2 separate regions of the Homo sapiens genome follow, and region 1 is linked to region 2. Evidence: chromatin loops called from intact Hi-C (ENCODE). Cell type or tissue: thyroid gland. All regions are shown on one strand. Each heading gives the region's core, and the rest is flanking DNA. Links, peaks and the distances in the headings are about the cores only.

Region 1 (2,815 bases), core at 45-2,544, 300 kb before region 2:
GAAGTGTCATGAGAGTGTTTCCAAATTACCTAGAGCCTCTCTTACTGGTAGGAATGTGTTATACAAGGAGAGAGAACCACTGGGTTACCTAAATTATAGTAAATTATACAAATACTATGTAATTATTAAAATGTATGATATATAGCTATATTGAGTTGTATTCTAGAACAGTATCTTTCAAATTCTTTTGACATGACCTATATTAAAAAATAAACATTTTACATCTCAATCTTGGCCATCCTTTAAAGGCTGAATAGCTAGTTCCCTCTAATATAGCTGTGTTAGTTGTTTACAATGGGTGTCTATGCCTATGTTATTTGACCCACATTAGATTAGATTAGGCATAACATATGCCTATGTTATGTTATGCCTATGTTATGATATTTGAATATCACATATTTAGGTTGGTCCAAAAGCAACTGTGGTTTTTGACATTTTTTAAACTGCAATTGCTTTTGCACCAAATACATTTATATGCACGCACTCGCGCACACACACACACACACATACATCTAAAACAAAATTTCATGAAACAATACTCAATCTTTGTTTTTTGTTTTTTGTTTTGTTTTGAGACGGAGTCTCGCTCTGTTGCCCAGGCTGGAGTGCGGTGGCGTGATCTCGGCTCACTGCAAGCTCCGCCTCTGGGGTTCACGCCATTCTCCTGCCTCAGCCTCCCGAGTAGCAGGACTGCAGGCGCCCGCCACCACGCCCGGCTAATTTTTTTTTTTTTGTATTTTTAGTAAAGACGGGGTTTCACCGTGTTAGCCAAGATAGTCTCGATCTCTCGACTTCGTGATCGGCCCGCTTCGGCATCCCAAAGTGCTGGGATTACAGGCGTGAGCCACCGCGCCCGGCCAAAATAATACTCAATCTTAATAAATGAGATGCACTCTTATATCTTTCCATTTCATTATTACAATTCTGGACCAAATGTATTGTTGTCAACTGCTCGTTGATTTCATCATCCTAAGTTAACGTACCCATAGTTTGAAAACAATCCTGGAAGAAAATTATGGCTCTTGTAATACTGAAAATGTCCACGAGAGGGCACCACAATTCTAGCCAGACACATAATATACCAAGGGATCTCCACTGGGAAGGGCAGGAATGTTGACCCTTGCAGGGCACAGTCCAACCAGGGTAGCCAGTCTCTATCTTGACCAATCACCTATCAAAACGCCTGATGCAAAAAAACTTTTTTGATAAAGAGGCTGTCAGGGTCCATCAGAGTCTCTGTGTCATGAATCTGAAATCGAACATGCAGAAAGATTTTATGTGGTTGACAGAGTAGGCAAAAGGTAAAAGTCCTTGAGATAAGGAGAGGCTAGAATGGTAATAATGGGTCATTTATAAGCTAAAGGTTTCAATAAGTTGAGGTTATGGGAAAATAGAAGCTATGAATAAGCAAGAGATATAAGTGGGGGAAAGACACAGGACTGGAAAGCCTGTTGACAGGAAGAGATAGGCATTACTGTGTAATCACATTAATGGCAAAACCCTAGGGTCAGGCCCCAGACTCCTGCTGCCAGCAGCTTCAGTCTGTAAAGGACAGGCTGACTCCCTTTTTAATGCAACTGGTGATTTTATAATAAGTTCACTTTGATGCTCATTTACCATTCTGAAAACCCCAGGGCCCTTAAGAATTATGCAAAATCTACTTTACCTTTGCTCTATAAATGGAACAACAAAGCCAGAGTGACAGTAAATCTGTTTACAGCATCGTTTCCTGAATATTTTAAGCCCACTGTTGAGATCTACAGCTTAGAAAAAGAGACTCCTGTCCAAATATTAATGTTCATTGACAATGAACCTGGTCAAACAGACTTCTGGTGAGATATACAAGGAGATGAATGTTATTTTCATTAAAATACACCTCAATCCATGGGCTGCAGGATGGATGCTGCTAACACAACATCCATTCTGCAGCCCATGGATTAAGGGATATTTTTGACTTTCAAGTATTATTATTTAAGAAATACATTTTATAAGGCTACAGCTGCCATAAATAGTGATCCCTCTGGTGGATCTGGGCAAAGTCAATGAAAACCCTGCTGGAAAGGACTCATCATTTTATTCTATTTTATTATTTTTTCTCACACAGAAAGACAGCATGGATTTATCATTTTAAATGCCATTAAGAATATTTGTGATTCATTGGGAGGAGGTCCAAAAATCAACGTTAACAGGAGTTTGGAAGAAGTGGATTCCAACCTTCATGAATGATTTGGAGGGGTTCAAGACTTCAGTGGGGGAAATAACTGCGGATATGGTAGAAATAGCAAGAGAACTAGAACTAGAAGGGGATCGGAAGATGTGACTGAATTAATGCAATATCATGATCAATAAATGGGAGTTGCTTCTTATGGATGAGCAAAGTGGTTTCTTGAGATAGAATCTACTTCTGGTGAAGATGCTATAAACATTGTTGAAATGACAACAAAGGATTTAAAATATTACATAAACTTAGTTGATAAAGCATTGGCAGAGTTTGAGAGGTTTGACTCCAGTTTTGAAAGACATTCTACTATTGGTAAAATGCTATCAGATAGCATCACATGCTTCAGAGAAATCTTTTGTAAAAGGGAAAGTCAATTGATGTGGCAAACTTCATTATTGTTTTAGTTTTAGAAAGTGCTAAACTTTAGTGCCGCCCTAACCTTTAGTACCGCCACCCTGATCAGTCAGGAGCCATCAACATTGAGGCATAACAAGCAAAAAGATTACTGAAGATCACTACCGGCTCAAATGATAGCATATTTTAGCAATACAGTAATTTAAAATCAAGGTATGTGCATTGTATTTGTAGATATAA
Region 2 (2,815 bases), core at 115-2,614:
ATCAGATTATCCCTAAGAACATTCCTATTTTTTCTTGTTACTGTAGCAGTATTTTTATTAAATATATTTTTAAAAAGAAACAAACTCATTCTGTTGCCTTTTGTTTTCAGAACTCAAAGATCTTATAAATAGTGGCAACTTATAAATATACAAGTGGGCTGAGGGACTTTCACCCTCTAAAATGGATTCCTTTTAAATATAAACTAAGACTTCATGCAGATGGTTTGAGAATCATTTTTTGTGTTTGTTTAGACTTGAAGATTTCTTCTTCTTTTCTGTTTAATGTATTTTGTGGATTAGCAAACTCCATTTTTTTTCTTTTAAGAAAGTGTAAACTTCAGCGGAGGTTAGGTCAGAATTAACAGTGGACTTAAATCTGTGGGTTTTAAATTAATGGTGTTTTATTATATGGATTGAAAAAGTATGTAAGGGAGTAGCTTTTGGAAATGGCATGGCTTATCTGCCCTAAGTGCCTTTATGTTTCTCTTTATAGGTAATGCTGAAATCAGGCACAAACATACTCTACTGGAGAACTACAGGCATCCTTATGGGTTCTAAGGCGGTCAAGCCTGTGCTGGTAAAAAATATCACAATTGAAGGTATTTCATGGCATTCTGTTTTAGTAGTCACCAGTCACATCTTACAGTTAGTTAAAATATTTATTAAAGTTTTGGTTTGGCTGGCTCAAAGATTTATAGAACAGAAATTAATATGTTAGGGAATCATATAGGTCTGGAGACCCTGGTTTTACTCCCAAGAAATCGACAGTTGTTTTCTTTTTTTCTTGTACCCTTGAACTAAATTATTTAATCATTGCAAAAAAAGTAAACATGATGACAATTTTAGATGTCTGTAAACAAAAACAAAATGTCTCTGTGTTAATAAGACCCCATTATTCCTCCAAGAAATGTCTGTTGTGCCAGACATTGGGCTTACCAGGGAACTGATGACCTAGTCACTGCTATATCCATAAAAATAACAATAAACATCTTGACCTGACTCTTTCCTAAACCTTTTATGCTTCTCTGAGCCAACCGGGTAATTTCTGGCCCAGGAGAGCAGTCGGTGAACCCTGGCATGGTTCATTCTCAATTAGGAGTATTTTTCATTAAAGCAGTGATTCTCCTTTATTAAACTTTGGCTTACGTTTTAATATGTTCATTGTGGGCTTGTTCCTGTGAACAATGTGTTAACTCATTAGTCACTAGGACATCTGCTGGCAAAGACTGGAATTACAAACCAGAGGAGAAGTCAAGCCATTCCTAGGTCTTACCTGTGACTTAATAAGCAGTGGAAAAAAAAGGGAACAGGTTACCATAAGGATCAGATAATTATAGCCCTATAGAATTGGAGGGAACCTTAGGGTTTATCTCATTTTTGAGTTAGTGGAGTTGTCTTTTGACTGCTCAGTTAATACAAGTATTATACCTCTATGAAATCTTCATCTCTTATTTGTTTGCTGACTTGATTGTGCAGTTCCTTGTACACAATAAATGCTTTCTTAGTGCTGGATGAATAAGATAAAAGATTTGGGCTGACCTTACTGTTCATATATCTCCCTCACTTCTGGGTAGAAGCAGAAGTAGGTGCTGATTTGCTTATTGGTATTGGGTCCCCCTCCCATGCTCTGTTTTTCATTACTGCACAGGGGTGGCGTACACATCAGAATGTTTTCCTTGCAAGCCAGGCACATTCAGCAACAAACCAGGTTCATTCAACTGCCAGGTGTGTCCCAGAAACACCTATTCTGAGAAAGGAGCCAAAGAATGTATAAGGTGTAAAGACGACTCTCAATTTTCAGGTAGAACTAGTTTATACTCTGCTTTTTTCTTTCTAAATGTATGTTGGTCAAGTGTACATTTATAAACCAGAAGTCACCCATAAAGTATGACAGCAGTGGTGCCTGAAACCAAAGTGCTGGAGTGAATTGATGTTGAATGGATAAAATATGACATCTTATCCGTTTCTGCATGACTTTCCCCAGTATAGGTCTGTGATTTGTTTTTCTATTCCACACCCCACAGGTAGCTGCTATGGATATGTTTATACTAATCTAAAAATGTTTATACTTTTACATGATTTGTTGGTGTAGAGACGTATATAGAAACTTTTAATTTGTTCCAAATTTCCAATGTATAGTGATGATGGAAGAAATCTAATATCTTCTGGGAAAAACTGTGATATACTACTCCATGTGTATCATAGAAACACTTATTGCTCTAGGGAAAATAAAAATGTAGGCATTTATTTTCTTTAGACCTAGGTAGTTCTACCTAAATTGCCCTGGTAAGTTTATTTGTACTTTTTAGTTGCTTTTTCTGTTTTGCTTTTTTGCCTTTTCTTAGAGTTGCAAAATAATTGACCCATTTCTGAAACGCTTTTTTTATGTTGCAGAGGAAGGATCCAGTGAGTGTACAGAGCGCCCTCCCTGTACCACAAAAGACTATTTCCAGATCCATACTCCATGTGATGAAGAAGGAAAGGTACCAGCAGTGTTGCATCAACTCCATCCCATATTTTTGCAACCTTCTTTCCAATTTGAGCAGACTCTAATTTGTTCGTGAGAGATATTTATGACACACGTATGTAAGTGTAAAGAGGAAATTTTAGAGTTTAGGGTTTGAAGTCTGCCTTCCTGGCTTTGAATTTCACATATACCATTAAGTCCTGTGGGCAACTTATTTGATGTCTCTAGGCCTCAATTTTTTTATTTGTATAATATGGATGATATTGGCACCTACTTTATAAAGCTGCTATAAGAACATTCAAGATATTTAATGTAAAGTTCCTAGCCCAGTGCCTGTCACATAGTGCT

What was found. Peaks named below come from ENCODE experiments on the same cell type or tissue, not always from the same donor. Only the 100,000 strongest peaks of a DNase experiment are listed, where the experiment ranks them.
Region 1: it touches region 2 in a loop (5-fold over the local background); 100 of 110 quality-filtered maps call a loop at or near these places.

What each region holds. Positions count from the first base shown.
Region 1 is chr7:87,235,287-87,238,101 of GRCh38, reverse strand. No RefSeq gene overlaps it. Among named protein-coding and RNA genes, the nearest start is that of TMEM243, 17 kb to the right of the region's middle. In thyroid gland, for the core only: a CTCF peak has its summit at 1,041 (motif pointing right); a DNase peak (open chromatin) is centred at 1,081; H3K27ac peaks cover 282 bases.
Region 2 is chr7:86,937,794-86,940,608 of GRCh38, reverse strand. ELAPOR2 (endosome-lysosome associated apoptosis and autophagy regulator family member 2) reads left to right here. Exons shown (of 22, transcript NM_001142749.3): 6 at 494-599; 7 at 1,649-1,801; 8 at 2,395-2,483. Among named protein-coding and RNA genes, the nearest start is that of ELAPOR2, 120 kb to the left of the region's middle. In thyroid gland, for the core only: a CTCF peak has its summit at 1,224; a DNase peak (open chromatin) is centred at 1,188.